Linked DNA regions of Mus musculus: region 2 is linked to region 1. A link is a loop called in an ENCODE intact Hi-C map of the cell type or tissue named here. Cell type or tissue: left cerebral cortex. All regions are shown on one strand. Each heading gives the region's core, and the rest is flanking DNA. Links, peaks and the distances in the headings are about the cores only. Region 1 has its middle 110 kb from the start of Mir680-3. Region 2 has its middle 78 kb from the start of Gm40388.

Evidence for each region. Peaks named below come from ENCODE experiments on the same cell type or tissue, not always from the same donor. Only the 100,000 strongest peaks of a DNase experiment are listed, where the experiment ranks them.
Region 2: it touches region 1 in a loop (6-fold over the local background); 19 of 42 quality-filtered maps call a loop at or near these places.

The regions. Positions count from the first base shown.
Region 1 is chr12:35,304,419-35,312,762 of GRCm38, forward strand. No RefSeq gene overlaps it. Among named protein-coding and RNA genes, the nearest start is that of Mir680-3, 110 kb to the left of the region's middle. In left cerebral cortex, for the core only: a CTCF peak has its summit at 4,304 (motif pointing right); a DNase peak (open chromatin) is centred at 4,289.
Region 2 is chr12:35,820,916-35,829,259 of GRCm38, forward strand. No RefSeq gene overlaps it. Among named protein-coding and RNA genes, the nearest start is that of Gm40388, 78 kb to the left of the region's middle. In left cerebral cortex, for the core only: no CTCF peak of the experiment used is centred there; a DNase peak (open chromatin) is centred at 4,004.

The DNA of each region.
Region 1 (8,344 bases), core at 206-8,205:
AGTTTACATTGTTAAAGCCGTGACCTTAAAGCAATCTCACAGAAACTGAACTACACACCAGAGAACATGCATGGGATGGAACTAAGCCCTCTATACATATGTAGCAGATGTGCATCTTGGTTAGTCTTCATATGGGACCCCTAACAGAGGAGCAGGGGTTGTCTCTGACTCTGTTACCTGCATCTGGATCCCTTCCCCCTAACTGGGCTGCCTGGTCTGTCCTCAGTAGGAGCTCTTCCCAGAATCCTACTGCAACTTGATAGGCCAAGGGAGTTGATATCTATGGGAGGAGACAGGGAGCTGGGCATAGAGGGAGGTGAGGTAAGAGGGAGGGACTGGGAGGAGAGGAGGGAGAAAAAGCTGGGGTTGGAATGTATAGTAAATCAATTAGTTATAAAAATTGATTTTTATAGTTGATGTGGTTTTCCTCCTCTAAAATCTCTCTTGCAAATAAATTCTTTTCATGAATATGGAGATCTTTAGTTTCCTGTGTGAAAAAAAGTAAAAGCGCCTGGCCCATTATAGGTGTTTATCAAGACTTTTTAGTGTGAATATGATTCACATCTGGTTTTTAACTGGGAGTTCATGCTATTTTTATTATCTGGTGCCATAATTTTTGGAATAACTTCAAATTCTATAGTCTCAGGTAATACACTTTGTAGTTTCAAGAGCTACACTTAATGTTTATAGTTGTGTGTAGTGTAGTTATGAACTCTGCCTTATATGATTCAGCAAATAGTATTGATATTATATGTACTCTCAGTTCATATTGTTCTAAATGTGTGTGTGTGTGTAAGCTTGTGCCTGATATCTCAAAAGGGATAATTTTTTAAAGTTTTTTTTTAGATTAATTATGTTTAGCTTTTGCCTTTAAGTTTAGCATAAATGTTTTTTAGAACATGCCACATCTCTCTGTATAATATGCTTCCTCACTTAAAAAAAGATGAGGCATTCTCTCCTCCACCATGTGAGTTCTGGGAAATGGACTCAGGTCATTGGGCTTGACAGTGAGCCATCTTACCAGCCCCCTAAAGATTTATATATTTTTACTTATTTAGTCATGCAGCTGCCATTTTCTGGAAGTTGTGGTAAAGATAAAGTATCAATCATTAGTGATTCTGACTCCTCAGAGTTGAAAATGTCTTTATCTTTGGGAGCCAACCCATCTTATATTGGAGATAATCACCAGGGTTGATACCAGGCACGAGCTGTGTAAATGCAGGTTCTTACGACGCCTAGTCTCCTGGCTGAATGCAGATGCTGGGTCCTGGAATGCTTGGTGCATCCCAGTGGTTTGATTATGACTAAGGGAGGAAGAAGAAATGTTGTTTTTTTGAAAGGAGGTTGGGCTGAGTTATAATATATGGTAGGCTATGTAAGATGGATTGAGCAGTATTTAGGGTGTGTCCTGTTTCCATTTTTGAGCAACTTTCTTCCCTCAGCTGTACCTTTCTTAACAGCAAATTAATTTGTCATGTTTTAAATCTGATATTTTCAGAGCAGAATTTTAACTTTTTTCTTTAAATTATTCGTTCCTACTCTGTCCCCATTTACAGGAGTCTCCTCTGTTTCTCTGAGGACATTTTAAAAATATTTTTGGGGGTTTTAAAATTCTTTTTCTTTCTTTCTTTTTCTTTTTTTCCTTTTCCTTTTTGTTTTTTTTTTCTTTTTTTCTTTTTCTTTTTTTTTTTTTTTTTTGAGACAGGGTTTCTCTGTATAGCCCTGGCTGTCCTGGAACTCACTCTGTAGACCAGGCTGGCCTCGAACTCAGAAATCCTGCCTCTGCCTCCTGAGTGCTGGGATTAAAGGTGCGTGCCACCACACCCGGCTTTTAATTCTTCTTTTTCTTTCAGTGATCTATTTCTTAACATGATATATTATTCTTCCACATGAGTTTCGTGTTGCCCAGAATGCATTAGCTGCTTAGAGACATGTGAAGGTCATCCTTTTGATGGGTTTAGCTGTTTTTACTTTTCCCAAGGAAAGCTTTTTATGAAGGCCCTTGGGATGAGACTGAAGAAGTAAAGAATAAAGTGGGAGACTGAGAAGAGGAAATGGGTTGGGGATGGACAGATGTGCATATTCGTGGTGTTAACCCTTGACCTTCCCACCATGCTGGAGCCAAGCTTTAATTATTTCTGGCTCTGCCGTGGTTATTGGGCCATTCCTAGCTTTCCCACCCCACGGAAGAGGGTGGCAGGATGATTATCTGCCTAGAGAAATGGGAGAGAGGAAGAAAAGGAAAAATGAAGAATTTCTTGCTTCCTCCTGTATCCTGCCACTAAATATGAATAGCTGCCTGAATCCTAGTAGTAGGAACCGGACATGATAACATGAAAAGTGAACCTGCAGGCTGCTTTGGTGGTGTGGACAAACCTTCTGTGTGGCAAGGAACAGGAGGTGAATACTTGTGTGACACACATGACACATCCTGGCACTTGATATCAGTAAGTGAATTCTTGAAATCACCCTCCAATAGCCATGTCCTCTTACCCTACAGCATATTTCACTCTACTTGAGATGGGAAAACAAGTCAAGAAACCTGTCCTTAGACCCTCATCTGTGATCTGGAGAGACTGCTGAATTTATTACTAGTTCTCTTATGATGTGTTGTTCATGACCCTTCATGATGAGTATATTTTGTAAGCAGCTGATGTGGTGGGCCACTATAAATCTAAGCATCTACAAACTGTTCTGGTCAGAGTATTTCATCTCTGAGGAAAGCCCAGATATGAGGGCTGGGCGTGGGATCTTACTTATGGCCATTCTTTATTGAGATCAAATCTTAGAAACCTTAGTAGTGGGAGAGGGACAGTTGGAAGTTCAAAAGGGCGTTTGAAGTGGATAAGTAAAAATCCTGGACCAGAACACCTTCAGGTTTGCCCTCCTATTCTGCTCCATAAGGAAAATTTTGGATATGTAAGTTAAATGCTCTTCAATGTAAACATGCCATTGGGATTTTTCTGAAAATTTTAACATGAGCAAAATGTTTGTTTTCTATTTAATATTCCCCTTATACTAGCTGATACACACACACACACACACACAGATATATGTATATATATATTATTTCCCTTATACTAGCTAAGCTATTCCCTTAAAAAGTTATATCATCCATCTATCTATCTATCTATCTATCTATCTATCTATCTATCTATCTATATATATATATATATATATATATCTCCAGCTTGCATGGCTGGACTCTACCAGGTAAAGCTAGGAAACAGCTTAGTTCTCTCCTTTCAGTATTATAACTCCCTAGGTGTTCCTTCCTCACAGCTGGTGATAATTTCTGGTTCCTTTCATTCTTCAGGTATTACATGTGTAGCATAGACTGACATTGAGTTCAACACTCCCTTTTCTTTTGGGGCTGGACCCCCTGATTTGCCTTCTTGTTTCACATCTTCCTTCTGTCCTTGTAACTGAGTCTTCCCTGGATGAGCGAATGGGAAGGGTAAGACATAGAAGGCAGATCTTGTTTAGTGGTGCTGTCTGTGGGTTTGACCTTTCTCCATGGGGCTTTGTCATGGCAGGCTCCTCACACTGATCTTGTCTCTATGGGAGCATCCTTGTGAGTTTTCTGACCATGACTACTCTGTCTGTTCCCTTCTCAAGCACAGTTCTTTAGTGCTGGGTTGTACTCTGGCTGAATCATTCCATCTTGTGTCCCTTCCTACTATCACAGTACCAGTCCCTCCTCCACAGTTTTACTTACTCTGATGTCCCTCAGAGGAGGTATCTGACAGCTTGTGTTCAGTGAAGTTGTTTTCAAGGCCATTCATCCCATCATTAGCATCTGATTCCGATAATGCAAGCTGTTTTGAGAAATTTATCACACTGCTCATTGATAGTATGTTGGCGCAGGTCCACAGTTTCACAGTTCTCTACTTCTTGGGAGGTATGAGAGGAACGTGTGTGTGTGTGTGTGTGTGTGTGTGTGTGTGTGTGTGTGTGTGTGTGAGAGAGAGAGAGAGAGAGAGAGAGAGGGTCTTCAGTAGTCATATTTTATCCATTCAAGTCTCATAAAAGAGAGAATTTATATGAGCAAAATAAGGCAAGTCAATTGGTGGCATTTATGTAGTTTTAGCTTAGAATCAAACCTATATGACAACATATTGTTTTCATTAGATAAATATGACCAGGATATAATGTTTAGTAAAGATAAACACTTGGAAGAAATTTTGAAAACAAATTATGTATCACAAGACTCCAATGGCTGCACAGCAACACACTAAGCATACAAGGAGCTTCCCATATATATGTTTCTGTTACCCAGTGGAGAGGAGGCTGTTTTTCTACTGAAGTGCCTGTAGATGTCACTAAAGTAAATGATTCTTTTGCCTTTGATCTGATAATGGAGCATAAGTGCCCAGAGGGTAAAAGTGAATATTGTAAAGTCCTTTTGTGATTTACATTACATAGTAACCCAGCAGCAGCAGCAATAGCAATAGCAGCAGCAGCAGCAGCAATAGCAGCAGCAGCAGCAGCAACAGCAGCAACAGCAGCAACAGCAGCAACAGCAGCAATAGCAGCAGCAGCAGCAGCAACAGCAGCAACAGCAGCAACAGCAGCAATAGCAGCAGCAGCAGCAGCAGCAACAGCAGCAGCAGCAGCAACAGCAGCAATAGCAGCAGCAGCAGCAGCAACAGCAGCAACAGCAGCAACAGCAGCAATAGCAGCAACAGCAGCAGCAGCAGCAGCAGCAACAGCAGCAGCAGCAGCAACAGCAGCAGCAGCAGCAGCAGCAGCAGCAGCATAACCCCCTTAGCTTTCATAAATTGTAGAATGTGAAGCCTCCATTCTGCTTCCCTGCAAACACATCACCTGCAGGGCAAGAGACAGACATTTTCTCATTTCATATTAATGCTCATACTCTGTCTTCGAGCTAAGAACCATGACTTGTAGTTTGGTGATAAAGGGAATGAAGGGACGAAAGACATCTTGAAATGTATGCCAACAGCATTCAATTCTAAACACTTACATAATTTTTTATCTTTACTGATTTTAATGGCTGGCACATTTTGATTATCGTCATCTCTCTTGGGGAAGAGAAAAGATAGTACAAACACTTGTGCAAGGAGTGTCAGCTATGAGCTTTCACAGGTAAGAGCAAATTTCAAGTAACCCAGAAAGCAGTTGGTTCTTGCATTTGATGTTTTAGGGTATTTTCAGCTGGGATCATATTTACATTAATGTTTATAACAGTTCATCACAGGGTGACCAAGACTGAGGTCTACATAAGGACACTAGCAAAGAGAGTGGACAGTGTCTTACACAACTTGTAAGACTACAAACAGCTTTTCTTAAGATAGTAAGTATTTTGCATTCCTAATGAGACAAGTTCCATTTTAATGCTTTAATAGTATATAAGATGAAATCAAAGTAAAAAACTTGGGCACAGTGGTACTTATCTGTAATCTTATCTGTAATTTTAGCACTTGAGAGATAGAGGCAGGAGAGACAGGAGTTTAAAGCCACCCTGGGATGTACCGCACCCTATAGCTAAAAGTAAAACCAAACGAATAAAGAAATCCAAGGAAGTGGAAAAACAAACATAAGGGCAAGGTATTTGGAAAATGCAGAGTTCTGTGATAGTGATTGTAGGTCAGGAACAGACATATAAAATGCTGAAAACTGTTAAGAGTATCTAAAAGAAAGGCGATCCAGATAGAATAGACCATGAATGACTGGAAAAAGTGAAACTGCTAATTGCATATTCCATGGAAGGAGGACCGACATAGACAATAAGTTTCCTTTGTGTCGTTTTTATGCTTTTTAATGAGTAAGCATGTGTAAATGGTAAATGTAACCTTATACTTAAAAGTAGCACAGCCAGGTTGTAAGCATTTAAGTATTTCCTGATAATTTTAGCCCTCCTAAGCGCACCCAAACGAACTCCTCACGCATCATCTACCGTTACTTGAAGAGAGTGTGCACAATTGCACAGCACAGGTGGGGTTCTAGTGTTTACACCGAAAGGGATCTTTGCAGAATTTCATCTTGATGAGACACATTTATGAATGGAATATATATTGTTCCTCTTTGGCAATGTTACTAAAAGGATAAAATTGTTCAATAGACTCAATAAATTAAAAAGTATATTCTAAAGCAACAAGGTTTTGTTTTGTTAAGTTAAACATAGCATTACCTGATAGCCTAAAAAGTCCTAGTTATACATCCAGGAAAAATTAAAATATATCTATACATAAAATATAATGTATTAGCCGGGCGTAGTGGCGCATGCCTTTAATCCCAGCACTCGGGAGGCAGAGGCAGGCGGATTTCTGAGTTCGAGGCCAGCCTGGTCTACAAAGTGAGTTCCAGGACAGCCAGGGCGACACAGAGAAACCCTGTCTCGAAAAACAAAAAAACAAAACAAAACAAAACAAAACAACAACAACAACAAAAAAGATATAATGTATTATTATGTTGTTGTTGTCAGTTGTGATTATAATAACCAAAATGTGGAAGTAAACCAAGTATTCATTAAAATGTCATATATACTCATGCAAGAAAATAATGAGCAATACAAGGAATATGATGCTAAAAGTTGATACAACGTGGATGAACTTTAAAAGTACTTCCCAGCTTATCATTGTCACCTATAAAGTTCATGGTCAAGAATGGTAAAATCAGGCCGGGCATGGTGGCCTTTAATCCCAGCATTTGGGAGGCAGAGGCAGGAGGATTTCTGAGTTTGAGGCCAGCATGGTCTACAGAGTGAATTCCTGTAGAACTAGAGTTACACAGAGAAACCCTGTCTCAAAAACAACAACAACAACAACAACAACAACAAAGAATGGTGAAATCAAGTTTAAAAAAAACTACACAAAAGAGTCTCATACTTATTAAGTTTATAATTTTGTGTTGTTTGAATGCACAGCTATTCTTGGCTGCATCCAGCCTGTCTTAGTGTTTGTGGGGTCTTAAATCAAGGAAGCCATGGTAAGCTCTGACTGTCCAGAATGCTCCCTCTGCAGGCTGGAGCTCTGACTATTCAGAGTGCTCCCATTGCACACTAATGCTTCAAGCCCTTCCCTTGACATGGGTCATTCCTAGGTGCTTTACCATATACCACTGCTCGGGATGCTCAGGATAAACTCTGGATTTGGCTGGAGTGGCTCTGTGATGACACTTTCAGCTCATTTGAATCATTCTTTCACTCCTCCCTCATTAATGCTTTTAAAGTCCAATGGAAAGATGTTTAAATAACAGTTTCCTTGTGGAAGGGTGGTACAGGAGGGGTCAAGCACACCACAAGAAGACCTACAGAGTCTACTGACCTGGACCCATGAGAGCTCAAAAAGACTGAAACACCAACCAAATAGCATGCAGGGGCTGGACCTGGGCCTCCCACACATTTGTAGCAGATGTGCAGCTTGGTCTTCAGGTAGGTCCCCTAACACTTGGAGCGGAGGCTGTCTGTGACTGTTGCCTGCCATTGGATCTCCTTCCTGGACTGCCTGATGGGGTCTTAGTGGGAGGGGAGGAGCTTGTTCTTGCTGGGACTGCATGTTCCAGGGTGGGATGGTACCCAGCAGATGCTTCCCCTTCTCTGAGGTCAGGGGGAACAGTAATGGCGGTAGATTTGTGGGGGCTGGGCTGGGCTGGGGAGGAGGGAGGAGCAGCAATTGCAATGTCATATAATAAAAAATAAATAATGAAAAGAAAAAAAGAGTATTAGAAAAAAATAATACCCCTAATCTATCTCATGTATTCCATCACTTGTTCAGACAAATATTATTTCTGCTTCATAAAACACGGTTTTATTAACAGAATTAATTCTGATTTATTGTCTGTATATTTAGTCGGTGAATACTTGAGCTGGTGAACAATTTTGACAGAGTTTTTCAGATTTTAGTTTGGGGAGATGTTTAAAAAAATGTAATAACAGACGAGGCAATTTCATACTAAAAGGATTGAGGTCCTTCTCTACAAGGGTTAATGCGCATGCGCTTCACTTTTGGTTTTATTTAAAAACTCCACCTTGGTTGATTTTTTTTTTTTCCTATCGTCCTTTCACTTCCTTCTAAATTTTATTTTCAAAGTGCAATGTTCCTATTAATTCTTTGCAAGTTACCCAGTATTGTTTTGGGAACACACAGGTATATATTTTATATACAATCTGACAGCAGCTTTGTCCCCCAACAGCCATCAAGGAGTCGTTGGGGTTTAAGAGGTGCGAGGTGCGAAAGCAGCCGGGTATGGTGGCGCATGCCTTTAATCCCAGCACTCGCGAGGCAGAGGCAGGCAGATTTCTGAGTTTGAGGCCAGCCTGGTCTACAAAGTGAGTTCCAGGACAGCCAGGGCTATTCAGAGAAATCCTGTCTCGAAAAACAAA
Region 2 (8,344 bases), core at 248-8,247, 520 kb after region 1:
GTTCCTGCCTCTGCTAAAGGCTGACCCACTGCAGTCTGAGCTCAGCTCTCACCTCTGTAACGTTATTGACTGAGGTAAGTAACCAGAACTCACCAACATTCTCAAGATTCCTATTATTTCCACTATGTATTTTTTTTTCTTCCAAAGAACTGCAAACAAGAAAGGTTCTACCTATTTTTCCTATGCCATAATAAAAGTCATTAATTGTCCACATTATAAAAACACCTTATGACCAGTGAGCCAAACGTCTTTTTTTTAGTTCTGTTTGTGTGAGCAGCCTGAACTGAAGTGCCAACCATCTATTTTTAGTTCTGTTTCTGCCTCTTATCTTTAGTACAGAGCCTTTTATTCATTAGAATCCCATTTGGTTGTGTGTCATTGGAATTTCATAATAAAACACACTTTTTATTACTATTACTTTTTTTTTTACAGTCCAGTCATTACCTCCCTCCCGGTCTGCCTCCCATAGTACCTCATCCCATTTCTCCTCCTCCCAATCTCCAAGATGTCCTAACCCATCCCTATCCACCCCCCTCCCTGCCAGTCTTCCCCACTCCCTGGAGTCTCAAGTCTCTCCAGAGTTCGGTGCTTCTTCTCTCACTGAGGCCAGACCATGCAGTTCTCTGCTGTATAAGTGTCAGGGAACCTTGGACCAGATAGTGTATGCTGCCTGGTTGGTGGCTCAGTGTCTGAGAGATCTCAGAGATCCAGGTTAGTTGAGACTGCTAGTCTTCCTATGGGGTCACCCTCTTCCTCAGCCTCTTCTAGCTTTTCTGTAATTCAACCATAGGGGTCCCAGACTTCAGTCCATTGGCTGGTTGTAAGTTTCTGTATCTGTCTCAGTCAGCTACTTGTTGGGCCTCTCAGAGGACAGCCATGCTAGGCTCCTCTCTGTAAGCACACCGCAGCATTAGCAATAGTGTCAGGCCTGGGAGACTCCCCTTAAGATGGATTCCAATTTGGGCCTGTCACTGGACCTCCTTTGCTTCGGGCTCTTCTCCAGTTTTTGTCCCTGCAGTTCTTTGAAACAGGAATAATTCTGGGTCAGAGTTTTTGACTGTGGGATGGCAACCCTATACCTCCACTTGATGCCCCGTCTTTCTATTGGAGGTGGACTCTACAAGTTCCCTCTCACCAGTGTTGGACATTTCATCTAATGCCCTCCCCACTTTAAGTCCTGAGAGTCTCTCACCTCCTAGGTCTCTGGTACTTTCTAGAGAGTTTCCCCACCTCCCACCACCACCCCACCAGGTTGCATATTTCTATTTATTCTACTGGCCCTCAGGGCTTCTCTCCTGCTTTCCTCCCCATCCCCCAATACCAATCATGTTCCACTTTTCCCCTCTCCCTCCCCTCTCCCACTCATGTTCCTCACTCCCTCTGCCTCTTGTGATTGCTTTCTTCTCCCTCCCTAGTGTTACTGAAGCATCTCCACTTGGTCCCTTTAACTTACTAACCTTCTTGAGTTCTGTGGATAGTATTCTGGATATTCTATACTTTTTTGACTTATATTCACTTATTAGTAAGTATATACCATGCATGTCCTTTAGGTCTGAGTTACCTCACTCACGATGATATTTTCTAGTTCTATCCACTTGCCTGCAAAACTCATGATGTCCTCATTCTTTTTCTTTTTCTTTTTTCTTTTTTTTTTTTTGTTTTGTTTTTTTTTTTGTTTGTTTTTTTTTTGGGGGGGGTTTTTGAGACAGGGTTTCTCTGTGTAGCCCTGGCTGTCCTGGAACTCACTTTGTAGACCAGACTGGCCTCAAACTCAGAAATCCGCCTGCCTCTGCTCCCAAGTGCTGGGATTAAAGGCGTGTTCCACCACCGCCCAGCGATGTCCTCATTCTTAATAGCTGAGTAGTTTTCCATTGTGTCAATGAACCACATTTTCTGTATCCATTCTTCCATCTAGGTTGTTGCTAGCTTCTGGCTATCACAGATAAGGCCACTATGAACACAGTAGAGCAAGTACCCCTGTGGTATGGTGAGGCAAAACACTCTTAAACAACAAAAAGGTTTGTTTTTCTATCACATAAAAAATTAATTCAAGAGACAAATGTCCATGGGACGTACTTGAAGCAGAGCAAAGCTCACTCTTTGATACACTGAAGCTGATGCCTTTGCAGTATAAGAGTGGGTGCTCATATCTACCTATAATAGAATATTATTACTTAACTGGAAGTTGATATCTTCAATGCAGCCCAGTACTCTAAGGAAATGATACAATGGAAAAGAATCAATAAAAATAGATTTTGCGACCTTAAACTGAAGAAATTTTCAGTTTTCTCTAGTCTCTTTATCTAATGTCCATTGACAACTCTTCCAAGACACATTAAACTTATTTATGGAATTGAGCATAAATGCACGTTTGTGTGTGCAATAAATATGATGAGCATGAAAGTGTGAATAGCCAGGCAGGGTGAAAGAGACAGTGAGAGTGGGTAATTCTTCTAAGAGTTCTGAAAAGAAAGTTTTCCTGCTAACTGACAATGCCTAAAGCTGCCCAACGGAAGCCTTGTGTTTGTACCAAGTAAAAGTTCAAGAAAATGAGAGTAGTATGAGGTCTAATATTTACCATGGTATTATTCTTTAAATATATTATTGTATAATTTTAATGTGTCCAACATTAAGCCTTATAAAACAGGCTGCCATTTAGAAAGGAGAAAATGCAGACATAAAGAACTAGTAAACTCAATAAAATGGTTTTGGGTGAAGTTAGGAGTCTAAGGACCAGAAGCACTGGTTTATCTAACAGTTCCTCCACCACCAAAAACAAACAAACAAATAAGCAAACAAAAGTTGCCTATGCTGTAGTGATCCTACAATAATATCCTTAGCAATTTAGTGAGTTATCTCTTTATTTGTTTCTAATTCTATAAGTATCCAAATTACTAAGGGGAATTAGCTCACATTTTGGCTAACCTTGATGATAACTGTGATAAAGGTAGTTGGTATTTATTCTCTATCTAGAATATATAATAACTTTATTTAACTACTTCTCCACTTCATAAGTTGAAAAATGTTTTTCTTAATAGCTAACCTAAATAAAATATTGTTTTATAGAATATATACCAAATAACCCCACCAATAATGATGATCTATCTAAAATACAGTTCTCATAGCTAATGTTACCCAGTGATGCCTGTGATTGGATATTTCTTTATTGTTTGTAGTTTTTAAGTGCTTGACTATTGTCATTTTCCAAAATACAGGGTCCTATGGTTCTCTCATTTTGTGTTGTTTTCTTTTCCTCTTGGCCTATTGGTAAGCTGGAAATCGATGCTTGCTAAAGTCTTTGGTGTTTTAAAATTAATTCTAAGTATTTGAAACTGAATACAACCTTCTTTCTTCCCTTTGAGTGCTACTGGCAAGATCTATTTAATCTTTCAGAAAAGACAGGAAATAATTTCTTGTGGAAAAGGACCACACAAGAAGTTAGGTCTGAAGGGAAAAGCGAACCTCAGAGCTTCAAACTTCGTCCTAAACTCAAAACAAAAGGCTGTTCCTTCCTTCAACCTCCTATGCAATTTGATTAAGAAATCCTCCAGAAAAGCAGAGAAGCCCTTGTCTCAGGGAAAGTCTATGAAAATTCTTTGAAGAAAACAAAGACTATGAATCTCATTAAAAGGACCCCAGGGCTGGGTACTGGAGATAGTGCAATATAAACATTCCTGCAGATGACCTGGACTTTGTAGTCTGGAAAGAAATCCTGTCTGCTATACCATGGTCACAAGGCTCCACCACTCTGCCGGGTGTGTTTTGTTGTGTGTAGACAGCTGAGAGTCATTTCCTCATTTTGATTCTAAACGAAGCTGGACACTCCCTTTCCATTTCTGAAAAGTAATCTCTGTGAGAAGGTTGCTGGCATGTTTACCCAGTGGGCTTGGAGCCAGTCAGACGACACCTACATTTCTTGGTCCTCCCCCTCTCTGTTTCTCAACCTCCCCTGCTTTAAGATGGCCAGATATAAAAAGTTGCCAGTCGGGATGCCAGAACTTCAAAGGGCTGTCACAAGTGTACACAAAGGCGCATTTGTTCAGCTCTTGGATGGAGATACCAGTGGCTTCCAGGCACAGAGAACCCAAGGTTTCAATTCTTTTAACTTTTTGCTTGTACCATCTGGCAGACGAAGGCGCCTTTATTTCATTCCATAGCTTGTCCAAAGGCTGACTGAATAAAAACACCATTTCAGTCTTATAATCTACCTCGGCCTTTAAATTGTCCCTGGCACCTTAAGGTCATCTCTGCTTCTGGAACTAATTAAATGATAGGATTTCTCAAATCAAACCTTATTTGTCTTCCAATGTACTGGGCCCTAGATTCTAGAGATAAGCATGGCAGATAAGTGTCTAAGTACCTACATTTGTGTCATAAAGATATTTATCACAGTTCCATAAGAAATGTTAAAAGAGCATAAAGAACATTCCATTTTATTCTCTCAAGATCTACTTTTACTGATAATATTCTATTTTATTCTAAACTGTAAGGTGTGAACCAAGCCATATCTCTAACATTGCACAAGGTAAAGCATGAGCCTAGAGTAAAGGGCTTGCACAGATTTGCTGATGACTGTGTCCTAAAAGTTGTCTCACAATGTGGCCCAGGGTGAATGTAGCTATTTAAAAGGACAAAGATATATAGACCTTGTGAAATGAAGTCTGTACATTCCATCTCCAAATAAGACTGTATTTTATTTATATGAGAAATCAAATTCAAGACACAGGTATCTATATCATACTAGGTCACCCCTAGCTAATCAATTCTGCAAACCTCTGTGGTGCTATCAGGGAGTCCAGCCAGGACCTGTGATGCTTGTCTTGAAGCATATCTTAATGCTGAAGATGGAAAACTAATTCACTAGTATACAAGATAATATGTATTCAGGGTCATGCAGAAATTTTAATGGACACAGCAATAAGAATTTTTTCTAACTTAAAATCCCTATTTACCGTCAAGATATATTTATCTCCTCTTCCCCATGTCATAACTTAAAAATAAGCAATACTTAGAAAACCATGATTTAGACATTGTTCATCAGGTAGCACATGACACTAAGAGAAGAAATAACTATGATAACCCTAGCTTAGCTCCATGGAGGGTTTTCAGGCAAACACTGGGCAAGCTATAACCTAGTGAAAGCCCAAAAGAGCCCTGAATTGAGCTGCCAGTGCTGAGGGTCCAGGGAAGCCAGACAGCGAGAGCTAAGAGGCCAATTCTCAAAAGAAGAGAGCTGGAAGAAAGGTATACAGTGGTGTCTCTGTAGCCTTTAGCTGAAGTTAAGCCAGCATGGAGCAGAGAGAAATAAAACTCATCAGGAGAAAGAGCCACTGCCTGGGACATCAGTCCTGAGATGACATGAGAATAAAACGGATTCGATATTCAGTAGACACAGTGGAATGTCTTGGCAATTCATGGAACATCAAGCAGCATGCTAAGAGTGCTATGTCATGTGGCCAAAGACAACTTATTAGGGCAGTCTAGGCATAGTCTCTGACTCCTAACCCTGGAAACAAGAAAATGGGTCTTCCAGGGTATCTGGCACCCTCTTCTCACTTCTGTGAGCACCAGAAATGTAGCGAACAAATATGCATGCAGGCAAAGCGACCATGTGTAGTCAATGAACTGAAAGATGAGAGCATTGGACAAATTGTCCAGGAGATCTGAAATTGCTGAAAAAAGCTATGACAAACACAGGTTAGTCATTGTCAGGAACAACAATCTTTAAGGCATTTCAGAAAAAAAAATCTGGAGATTGGTTGATGAATGTAAGTTAGAAAGCAGTGAGTGGTATAGTCAGATGATACAAAATTTAATATTAAGGGCCATGATAAGAAAAAGCAAGGGGGTGGTAAAAAAATAAATAAATAAATAAATAAATAAATAAATAAATAAATAAATAAATAAAAAGGAGTCCTGTGTCAGAGTAGGGAAAGAGCCGTCTGGGACTGAGGGCTATTCCAGTCCCACTAAGAGTAAGCACTGACATGTGTCAGAGTGACTGCTGATTTCTCAACCTTGGGGACAGTTATTAGAGGACCATCTTATCTCTCCACAAATACTCATTCGTCATTATCTCTTATGTCCACGGGAAGTTTGACTTGAGATTGTGACTTCATCCTGACTCTAGCATCTGACTCCCCAGTCAAACAGAAAAGCAGAAGACTCAAGAGGAAGCATGAAGGGAAAACCCAGACAATTACTCTCTTCTACCTGGCTAGTTCCACAGATGAATCAAATCCTCTGGATAGTATTATGAAACTTGATGTCCCTGTGAGCTAGTAAGCTATGAGGAACTTATGTTGGCAACAACCCCAGCCCATCTCCTTCCTTGTTGTGAACAGTGTGTCCATTGTTCAGCAAGACTGCCACATGCTTATTACACAGCTATGCACACAGTGTGATGGAGGCCGTGCTCCTACCGGCGTGCTGCTCACCTGTGACATAGGCTCACGGCTCAGTTTTGCTGCTAATGGAACCGTGAGTCTAACCCACTCACTCATGCTATTAGAATTACCTGTCATTCTTCTAAAGTTGGTCTTAGAAGCCTTTGGCTGGAAAGAGAGTTGTTTCCTTCTTTGGTTTGTTTCTTTGCCTCTTAGGCTTGAAAGATTCTATAGTACGTTTTCTTTTACACAGGAGAATCCTAGTTGTGGCTTCCTTCAGATTGCCGTCTGTCAAGATAATAATCTCATGTTTTGGGGGGTTCAGGGGGACACGATTCTGGACTAAATTGCATGGCTTGTCCTCCCAAACAAGCAGGGAAGAACACAAGTCCCATTACCACCTTGTGGTGTCCTTTGGTTTCCGATCTCAGCTGCTATCTATCACCACCACGTGACTGCAGACAATTCCAATGGTTAATACTGGTTTTGTTTTTTCTTGTTGTTGTTGTTGTTATTGTTTTTTACTTATTTATTCACTGCTCCCTTCCCACTCACCCCCCCCCCACAACCCTTCCCCCATCTCTCCTCCCCATCTTGTCTGAATGGGTGTGTCCCCCACCCCCTGCCCCGGGTATCCCTCCCACCCTGGCACTTCAAGTCTCTTCGAGGCTAGGCACTTCCTCTTTCTTCCACTGAGGCAGCCCAGCTAGTAGAACATATCCCACAAACAGTCTTTTGGTCTAACCCCTGTTTCAGTTGTGCAGGGCCCACATGAAGGTCAAGTTGCACATCTGCTACATATGAGTGAGCAGGCTTGAGAAGATTGCCTGGGAGGCTGGTGCCTGCAAGATTTCCAGGGCTGTGTGGATTATATGTGGGTCCAACAATTTCATCTTTGCCCTCTCCCTGATGGTAGAGGATTGTCTCTCTCTCTGAGTCTACACAAATGAGATCAGTCTTAAGATGGAACCCACGTTTCTCTTAGTCAATATATAACAGTTATCAATTTATGAAAAGTCAGCACACTGATATTTCTTTGCTCCTTCCTGAATTTCAACCACAGACAATATAAGGTGTACGGGGTGACCAGGTTTATCAGCCCTCTCTGGTTTTCATTCATTTCAGCCCTCATGGATTGTCTACTATTATGAGAGGCAACCAAAAAAGGAGTGAATTCGACTTGGTTCTCTCTTACCTACTATGGGTTTAGAACTGGTGCTCGTACATACCTAGTCAGTGGTTTGTAGTGATAGGAGCTCCTTCATCCCTATCTAATGGTGTGAGAATAAGGACCTAATGTCTCATAGAGATCTCATTACCAGAGCATGAAGTGAAAGGAGACCCTGAAACCATTTCTCCTACCCAGAGTTAGAATAAATTACCAATTGACATAACTTTCTCCCAGAGGTTTTTTTTTTTTGTTTTGTTTTGTTTTGTTTTTAATTGTCTTAGAAAATATATCCAAGACCCATTAAAGCCCAGTACCTTTTATGGCTAACAAGCTTTCATAAGATAGGCAGGAATTTCTTTAGTCTTGCTTCACACTCTTTCTTCTGTTAAATATAATATAAACTCATTGTCTTAGAATTACATTATCTGTGAGGATGTTTTTATAATGATGTCTCCATCTACCTACCAAGCCAGCTGTGTGTGTGTGTGTGTGTGTGTGTGTGTGTGTGTGTGTGTGTGTGTGTAATTTCACAGAAGGAGAAGCCAGGAAGGGAGGAAGCAAGGAAAAGAGAAAACAGTGGGGAGAGAGAAAGAGAAAAGGGAGGCAAACAGCAGAGGAAGGGGGAGGAGCAGAGAGGACAGGACAGCACAGGACAGAATAGGACAAGACATGAGGAGAAATACTTGCCTGACGTTAATAATGGGGGTTTGACAGTAGTAGGTTCAGGTGAATATCTTCACTTCTTTATCTGCATCCTAAAGTTTCTCAATGTCTCGTGAACAAGATG